2 separate regions of the Homo sapiens genome follow, and region 2 is linked to region 1. Evidence: read pairs that join two places in POLR2A ChIA-PET (ENCODE). Cell type or tissue: HepG2. All regions are shown on one strand.

Region 1 (5,000 bases):
CTAGCCTAGGCAACAGAGCCAGACCCTGTGTCTTAAAAAAAAAAAAATGGAAGGAAAGACATGGCAATGATTTCTACATTTATATAAAAGCACTAATGATGAGCTGAAATTACAACTACCAATTTTTATTTTTAAAAGAATAGATTTCACTTTTACATTTCTAAACATGCTTGAGATAAAATACCCACCAATGTGACTTTCATTTTACTTAAACTTTTGCATATATTCCAAATTTTAAACGAACATATATTATTTTTAATACCAAAGAGATAAAATACATATTTAAAAAATATCTATAACATAATAACCTTAGATGCTGATTCCAAATATGAAATAAGCCTAGGATTTTGACAAATCTCCAAATGGCTTTAAAAAAAGATTGCCAGCAAACTTAACCACCGAGAAAACAGAAGTGTTTTTTTTTTAATCTTTTAAAAGTAAAATCACTTAAGAATTTAAAATCATTTAGGAAAGAATTTTTTTACTAATCATAAAAATGACTTGCAAAGAAAACAATTTACTAGAGAAACTGGTCGATTCTTTGGAAGAAGAATAGGGTAGTTGCTTACATGTTAAACAATGTAGTGAAATAAAGCAAACATTGTATCTATGTGTATACTGTGCACTGAAGGAAATTAAATTTACAAAATGTCCACTGGAATTCCAAGTCTGTGCAGAAGAGTTGGGTCCTTGATAATTTCCTAAAATAGATTCATAAAAATCCAATGAATATGGAAAGGTACACTTGTCTCTCAATGATTTGACTCACCCAATTTAAGTAACTGACACGTCTTCACCTAGAGATGCATAGAAAAGCACACATAAAGAAAAGAGTTCTTTTGAACACATCCAGATGTCACCACTGGGGTTTGGGAGGCAGAATGTGCTAGAAATAGAAAACAGGTTCCAAGAGGAAGTCAATTCACTTCCAAAAGTACCCATTAATGTGCTTTCTTTTTAAGTGCCCATAATACGGTAGGCATGGGGAAACAAAAATTTTAAAGATCTTGTCCCTATCCTCAAAATGCTCACCTTCTAGAGAGAAACGTCTAAAAGACAAGTAATCATAAAGTAACAAGACATTTCTAGAGTGGAGGAATAAGTAAGTCTAGCCTTCCACCCCTTCGGTATCTCCTGGGAGGGGAGCATACATCTGTCCCAACTTACTGACATCTGAGATCTCAACCTGAAGAAATTCCTGTGGACTACCTGCTGCAGTTGTAGTCCCAATTTCTGATTTTTAGAAATTAAGTGAATTAAGAAACCCAGAAATTAAAACCTTGAGGAAAATGCTGCTGAAAAGACTGAGCTTTTAAAAAATAGAAAATTTCAGCACAAAAATTTTCTTGTCCTTTTATCAATTATGCCTATAAAAAGTTATGCATTTCAAAATCTTATATTTAACCAATAAATATTTTCCAATACTAGCTAGATACCAAGAATGCAATGTCCACTATTTCTTAAATATCATAAAACCTGCCAAGTGATGCCATCCTTTCCTTAGGATATTTAGAGTGGTGGGAATAAAGGAATAGACAGCTTCTGCGCCTACTTTAAAAGAAATGATACTATCAAAGAAGTTTTACAATGACTTATACTAACTTCTCAGATTGAATGTCTTCAGCAATGGAACTATGAAAATTTTTGGTTTGTTTTTATTTCCATTTTTTCTGCAGGCTAATGGGCCAGATTTCAATGTCTGATTAAAGACATACAGATAAGGGCAGATGGCAGAGGCTTCCAAAGGAACACAGGAAAAGGAAGGTCAATGGTGCATGACCAGCAGTAAATCCCAAGTCCTATCCAAGAGGGGTCGTTCTCAGCCCTCAGACAGTGTCTCTCACCATGCTTTCCTTCTTCCAGGAGCAGTACCCCTACTGCTCCTTCCCCTTCTTGGGGTAATTACAGTACCCCATCCTCTCAGCTTTATTGTTATAGTCTGCATTTGGAGCTGTGAGAGGCAGTGAAAATTTCAGGCAATTCTTTGGACATAAGAAAAACAAAATTCACTCCATCAGGTACTCATTAGGTGCAATGTCCTGTAAAACATTTCAGATGCCAAAGGTCTAGACCAGCCCTGACCAAATAAAGTATATGTTTCTCTTATGATTAACCCCCCGCCCTTTTTTTTTTCGGTCTGGCTCTGTCACCCAGGCTAGAGTACAGTTGTACAATCTCGGCTCACTGCAAGCTCTGCCTCTTGGGTTCAAGCGATTCTCCTGCCTTAGCCTCCAAAGTAGTTGGTGTTACAGGTGGGTGCCACCTCGCCTGGCTAATTTTTGTACTTTTAGTAGAGATGGGGTTTCACCATGTTGGCCAGACTGGTCTAGATCTCCTGACCTCAGGTGGTCCGCTCACCTCAGCTTTCCAAAGTGCTGGCATTACCAGTATGAGCCACCACGCCCAGCCAAAAACTCATTTTTAGAATAGGTTTTCTACAGTATTTATTGCTTATTCTAGTCATGGACTAAAGTCATAGGACTGATAGCAGACACAATAAAAATAAAAAATTGAAAGTCTTAATGTTACATGTAAATCTTTTCAGTTGCTTCTAATGAAAATTTAATATAAAATAACTTGCAGATTAAGTTATGGGTTTAATCACACTGAAAATCAATAATGATGATAGATTACCAAATTTACAGGTAGTAGTAATAAAGATAATTAACATGTACTGAGTGCCTACCCAATTTACAGTCAGACATTGCAATAAATGTGTTTCAGGAATTCTTTCTCTCAATCTTTACAACCTATAAGCTGGTTATATTATCCCCAGTTTACAAATAAGGAAACTGCAAGGCATAGAGATAGCAAATAACTTGTCCAAGGTCACTCAGCTAAGTAATGGAGCTCTTCCCACAACATAACTCGTGGAAATGAACCAAACAGGTAAAGCAAAACCTGTGTGTCAAAAGAACCTGGGTAGGTAACTCTGTCCTTCCCTCCAGCGTACACAATACACAATGGCCTTTTGTGTGAGCCCCCAGCACCTCTGGCTTCTCCTGACTCCACCCTCCTCAATGCTTACACAGCCTCAGAGTATTCTGCTCCCTTTTGAGCTGGAATATTTACTCCTATGTAACATGCACATTTCACAACACAGCTTTGTGGCTATTAGATTTCCAGCTTTTGGCTTTAAATATACACTAGGAAGGCTCAGGTACCACCCTGGAGGTGCACCACTGAGAATAACCAAAAGGAAGTACTTCATTCCAAACACTACAAAGGAGGGTTCAGGTCTTCATGGGGCAGAAACAGGCAGCTTTTCATATTGGCACTTTCTTTTTTTTTTTTTTTTTTTTTTTTTTTGAGACCAAGTCTCATTCTGTTGCCCAGGCTGGAGTGTAGTGGCACAACCTCAGCTCACTGCAACCTCCACCTTCCAGGTTCAAGCCATTCTTGTGGCACTTTCTAACGAATAGTAAGAAGTTGAACAATGTAAGCATGCCTCCCTAGCTTTAAATAACAGGTGAATGAGATACATAAGAACAAGAGGTAGGCTTGAGGGGAGGGAATAATTGAACCCTGGCATATAAAGTTAAGGTCAAAGAAAAAATAACAAACTATAGGCCCAGCCCTGGCATAAATTAAAACACATAATCATGGCAATAATAGTATTAACAGTTTTAAATTTCCAACTACAGGTAGTTAGCAGTAATTAAAAAATATTTATTGGCCAGGTGCAGTGGCTTATGCCTGTAATCCCAACACTTTGGGAAGCCGAGCAGGAACAATGGCTTGAGGCCAGGAGTTCAAGATCAGCCTGGGCAATGTAGTGACACCCCATTTAAAATAAATAATAAAAAAAAAAAAGCCAGGCATGGTAGTGTACATCTGTAGTCCCAGCTACTCAGGAGGCTGAGATGGGAAGAGAGCTTGAGCCTAGAAGTTCAAGTCTACAGTGAGATATGATTGTAGGCGACAGTGAGACCCTGTCTCAAAAACAAAAATTATTGAGCAAGTACTGGAAATTTTACACACATCATCTCTAATCTTAATAAACTTGAAAGCAGGTATTGCTATTCCCATTTCAAAGATAAGAAAACTGAGGTTCAAAGAAGTTAAGATGGTCATGGGCACAGAACTAGAAAACAGCACTAGGCTGTCCTAATTCCAAAGCCCCCATACATTCTGCTATACCATGCTGCTGCTCACATCACGGGTAAATCAAGATTACTTATAAAAGGAGGATCACCGTTACATGTAAGTCTCCTGAGTGGCTCACAAGGCCCAGGATCCCTGCTGCCCAGCACCACTCCGGCCAGCCATTGCCACCCTCTGTTCCAGCCCTGACTTCTGCCTCTCTAGGGACAAGCTGGACTTCTAATCTAATTGATACACAGAAAATAAAACCACAGGAGTGAATTACCAAAGACTTTATTCTGTTTCCAGATGCTCATATGATATCACCTAGAGCACAATCCCCTTTATTCTGCCTCTAACACATGCTAGACTTACTGTCATTTTCACGGTTTTATTTTCAGCACCTTCCACGGTGCCTGGTGTAGAGTAGGTTCGACTGTTTTTAAATCAAAGAGTAAAAGTAATACACTGTGTTACATTAAACCAAAGGAATAAACAAGGTAGATGGGGAGAAAGTTTACAGATGCACTTAATTAATATAAGTAACTGACTTAATTCCGCAGTTGACCAAGTGTGACACACTAGAAGCATTCCCATTCCTCATTTAATAAGTTCAGGCTGCTGGCCTCAACACTATCACTTAGCATCATTTTGAAAGTGTTAACCAATGAGAAGAGACAGGAATAAATATCTGAAAGGATATGGCAATGTGTCACTACAGTTTGCATAAAAGGATTATGCCCCACCCCCACCCACCCAGATAATTAACTGGAAAACTTTATTAGAAGTAATAAAAGAGTGGAGCACCATGACCAGAAAAAAATAAACAAGAAAAAAATGATGAACAATATTAAGCAGTAAAAGAAAAAAAATCCTGTAGAATATTATGCATAGAGCAATTTCATTTATGTCCTCCA
Region 2 (5,000 bases), 80 kb before region 1:
GGAGGTGGAGGTTATAGTGCGCCAAGATCATACCACTGCACTGTGGCCTGGATGACACAGCAAGACTCTGTCTCAAAACACAACACAACAAAAACAAAACAAAACAAAACAAAACAAAACAAAACAAAACACCACGTACCACTGGACCCCTCCCCAGAGGCTGAGTTTCAGGAATGGAGGTGTCTGGGAGTCTTGGGTAACTTGCATTTCCAGCAAGTTCTCAGGTCATGCTGATCCAGGCCCAGGAACCACACTTTGAGAACCACCAGCTTAAGGAGTTATGTGGGCATTTTTACTTTATTCTGAAGATAAGCAACCAACCTCTCTAACGGAAGTAATGTATGAAAACTAATGGCTGTTTCTCCATTACTTACCCAGGAATTACCTAGCAAGCCATGGCCACCATCCCTCTTACCCTCCACAATTCCAGGTAGGCTACACTTGACTATCAGTTCAATCCTGCAAATATTATCATATTCCTTATATCCTATTAGATTAGAAACCAGCTTTGATATTAGGATAAAACTGTGGCTGTGAATGTATCTCCACCTCTGCCTTTTGGGGTTTTTTTTTGGTCTCTCCATCATTCGTTCATGCAAAATACCTCTCTAATCTGTCTCATTCATGGGCATTTCCAAAAGAGAATGGGGAACAGTATAATTTAGTTTATAAAATTGCACCCCCTCTTATTTCAGAATTAAATGCATAAATAAACATGGCCCTGAAAATCAAGATGCTTCCCCTCCAAAAAAACAAAAGCCGATGACATTCCATTGTTAAACACACAGGGATCCTCAGGCCATGCTTGCCCTGCAACACACAGAACCAAAGACACCATACACATCCACACCATCAAGGAAATCAGTCTGGGGAGATGGAAACTGGAAGGCCAGAAAAATGGATGTGACGCCGTCAAGATAAAGATAAATGTTGACTTTACTGGAAACGTCTCAGCTTTGAGTATAATTTAGTCTGAATACAACTAAGGCAGGAACAGTATTCTGAAGAGAAAAAAAAAGATTACAGTTATTTACAAGAATACAGTTATTTACCTTTTAAAGACTAGGTCCAAATACCTACAAACCTCAGAAAAGTGATCACTGGGAAACAAAGCCGGTCAGCATTGAGCTGTACTTATGTAAAATGTCATTAAAAACCAGCTTTAGGGCCAGGTGCAGTGGTTCAGGTCTGTAATTCCAGCATGTTGGTAGACTGTGGCAGGAGGATCACTTGAGTTCAGAAGTTCGAGACCGACCACGGCAACATTGTGAGACCCCTATCTCTATGAAAAATATAAAAATTAGCTGGACACAGTGGTACACGCCTGCAGTCCCAGCTACTTGGGAGGCTAATATGGGAGGACTGCTTAAACCCAGGAGTTTAAGGCTGCAGTGATCCACTATCATGCCACCTCACTCCAGCCTGGACAACAGAGCAAGACCCTGTCTCAAAAAACAAACAACAACAAAAACTGGCTTTTAAAAGATATTAGTAGACCTAGATTAAGAAGGAAATGAGAGGTTAACATAAGTTCATAATGCATTTTGGCTGTATCAACTCTTAACAGAAAGTCCATACAATTTAATTAGGCTAGATAAGGTGACGTTGCGGCTCTTTTCTTTATTTTTAAACACCGTGTCCATTAAGTTTACTAGCCCTCATTCTTTCCACAACTGAAACACACTCATGATCTGCTACCCTAAGCCCACCAATGGTGTCCCCAGTCCCACCCATCACCATATCCCCAGCAGTGAGCTGAATGCTGTGGTTGACAAAAACAAAATACAAAATAACCCGAGCTCCCCACTTCACAATGCCTACCAATCTTTTATGTATCACATGAAGAAAATATTTACCACATACCAAAAGGGGATTGGTTTCCAAACTTAGAATTAAAATACAAGGATTACAGAAAGGACAGAACAGGATGAACTAACACAGTCAGAGACGTCATGAAGGAATCAGCTTTAAAATAGAATAAACAGAGTGAAAAAAGAATGCACTGGGGCAAGAACTATAAACCAGGACTCTAAACTTTTGTTTGGAAATGCTATGAGCTCGTTTAAGTGGAAGAATTCTCTGAAAGATTAACACAGAGTATTTATACACAGTAGAAGCTCAATAAATTTGCACATAGTAGCATTCACTGCAAAGAGGGACAAAGTAAAACCTACCTATCTTGAGGCTCATTTTCAGATGTTTATGAAGACCTGAGCTTGCAAAAAATTTTTAGTATTTGAAAAGTTTATTCTGATTATCCAGTGTCTACTTATTCTTAGGGTGAACACATACCCCAGTTTGCCTGAGACAGACCCAGTTCACTCCTGCTGTCCCCATGTAATTAAGTCCTCTTTTCATTCTCAAAAGTGTCCAGGTTGACTAATAAGTTAGAAGACCACCCTATCCAAATCAGTACTGGTTAAGCATTTGGTGAATAAAATCTCACTGAAAGTATTTCCTGGGGTTCTGTACCTCAGATCAGAAAATTCCTCCTTAAATCTTAAAGGCTTTAAGAAAAATATAGCATAGTTCAAAAGGAGTGCCTATTTCTGAAGGAAAGCCAGAGGTTGATAGCACCTCACAGAAACCATTGTTCTCAGAGAGTTGTGTGGCCGTAATCCTACAGCAGGATAACTAATCAAACACAAAGAGTTGAAATATGCAGAGGCACCACCTTAGGTGAACCTTTCAGTCCATGTGTTAAAAAAGGTTCTCCTTATTCCAGTATATTTAAAGTATGTCATTTCCCAAATGCGTTTAAAAATTAAATTTGATTTATTGCTAATAGTAAATACATACATATTACATATGTGTGTGCAGCACCACTTATCAGCACCATTTCACAGGTGGCAAAGGCGAAGCCTGCAGAGGCTAACAGCACACACAACCTGAATCCACAGCTCCCATCCACAAAGCCTCCTCTACCTTAGAGTAGGGAAGGACTTTTTTTTTTTTTTTTTTTTTTGAGACAGAATCTTGCTCTGTCGCCCAGGCTGGAGTGCAGTGGCACGATCTCAGCTCACTGCAACCTCCACCTCCCAAGTTCAAGCGATTCTCCTGCCTCAGCCTCCCAAGCAGCTGGGACTACAGGCATGCACCACCACACCTGGCTAATTTTTTTGTATTTTTAGTAGAGACGGGGTTTCACCATGTTGATCAGGCTGGACTCTTAAAAAGCCCAAGGATGTTTATTTGTTGAGGCTAGATCTAAAGTGAACAAAGGTAGAAAAGGAAAATCCTCAAGTTCCTCAGGATGCACCACAGCCCTAGAGATTTAGCAGTCATTCAAAAAAACAGCTAAGAATGTGAAAATTCTCATTGTTCTGTTGCAAGGGATACCCTGGAATTTAACCCAGGGCCAGCCTCAGATAGCATTTCATGAATCAGTCTTTTTATTTTATTCTTCAAGAAAATAACAGAAAATTTTCTTCACCTGGTTTATACACAATGACCACATTAGAAAGTACTAAAAATTATTTTGTCAGCAACAAGACAACAAACAGAATTAAAGAAAGTGGGAAGAACTAGTGAAATTATATTAGAAAGCAACAATTGTGAGGGTCAAGAGTACTTGATTATGCCCGAGCTAGTTCCCATCTAGCTTCCAGATCTTTCTAATCCATCTCACAGTGGTCTCATACCATATCGGAACTCCCACTTTGGGCCTGTGGAAGAAAATGAATCCCAGGAGTTTGCCTGTAAATGCCTTGGAGCAACTCAGGGACCCACAGATTGGAATGGTATAGATACTGGGCTTGCACCTTTACTAATCAGGAATATCAAAAATAAATACAGCTTTATGCCAGAAAAATTGAACTTGTGGCCAAAACAAATTGTTTCTTATGTTATCTATTTACAAAATGCCTAAAAGAAGCTAGAGAGGGAAGGTGGGGAAGGAAGCAGCAATATTAATTGCCATTCAAAGGCTGTAGTAGGGAGAGAGAAGGAGGAACTTGGAATATAAAAATTTGTGTGACTCTCATCTAAGCCAAGTGGTCCACATGACACTTGAACAAAAGGTGGTCTAAAATGTAAGCCAGAGGAAAATTGTTGTGAGATATAGCTCCATAAATACCATGTTTACACTGAATTTCAAAAGCATGTTTTCTCCAAAAAATCATCTCTTGAAGATGGTATGAAAGCCCACACAATGCAAATCTTGAAGCTCCTTTCAGTTCTCCATATACGAAATAATACTGATGACAGACAATATTTATTTTTCTCTTCTATGTGCCAGGCATACAGAACAATATTCCTCACAACAGTATTCTGAAGTAGATATTATAATCACTTTTGTACAGATTCTCCTAACGATGAGGGTGCTGAAGCACAGAGAGGTTAAGTAATGTGCCCCATGACACAAAGCTAATGTGTAACTCAGCCGGTATTCTAACTAAGGCAATCTATTCTGGAGACAATGCTCTTAATCATTCAGATATATTGTTTCTCACATAAACAATTTAAAAAAACAGGACTACAGGTCAACAAATGTTTCAACTGTCTAAGAGATTAATACGCAGTGGAAAGGTTCTGAAAATATTTAAACTACAACATGCCAACTGGCATACAGTAAACTGAGAATTACACTGAAGCTGAAGAATAAGTGGTACAGAGAAAGAAACTACATAAATATGCTTTCCAGGCGAGGTCACTTCAAAATCATTCCAAATGGTTCTAGAAAACTTAACAGCTCAAAAATGTCTAAAATCTCTCATAAGCATTTCTTTTTAAAACTACACCATTTCTTGTATCTCAGAAGCAGCTGTATCGTGCTGCTTTTCTGTTGTTTTCAAATCCATGTGCTTCTAATACAGGGTTAAGTATCCTAACTCCTGGCAAATCATACATACTTCATATGTGGACTTGATAAGTGATATTTGATTTGGCAAATGGCAAGAGATTATTTAGCAAATTCAAACACTATTTTCCCCATGACCCATTTAAAAAAAAAAACAACAAAAAAAAAACCTCTGTCATTTCCCACCAAGAAAAAAAAAAAA

Evidence for each region. ChIA-PET counts read pairs that join two places held together with the same protein. Peaks named below come from ENCODE experiments on the same cell type or tissue, not always from the same donor. Only the 100,000 strongest peaks of a DNase experiment are listed, where the experiment ranks them.
Region 2: POLR2A ChIA-PET joins it to region 1 with 5 read pairs; 4 of 35 experiments call an interaction of 5 or more read pairs at or near these places.

Annotation. Positions count from the first base shown.
Region 1 is chr3:151,176,467-151,181,466 of GRCh38, reverse strand. All of the region lies in intron 11 of MED12L (mediator complex subunit 12L), which reads right to left. Among named protein-coding and RNA genes, the nearest start is that of GPR171, 24 kb to the left of the region's middle. In HepG2, no CTCF peak of the experiment used is centred here; a DNase peak (open chromatin) is centred at 2,996.
Region 2 is chr3:151,256,817-151,261,816 of GRCh38, reverse strand. All of the region lies in intron 16 of MED12L (mediator complex subunit 12L), which reads right to left. The region is part of intron 1 of P2RY14 (purinergic receptor P2Y14); the gene reads left to right. Among named protein-coding and RNA genes, the nearest start is that of P2RY14, 19 kb to the left of the region's middle. In HepG2, no CTCF peak of the experiment used is centred here; no DNase peak of the experiment used is centred here.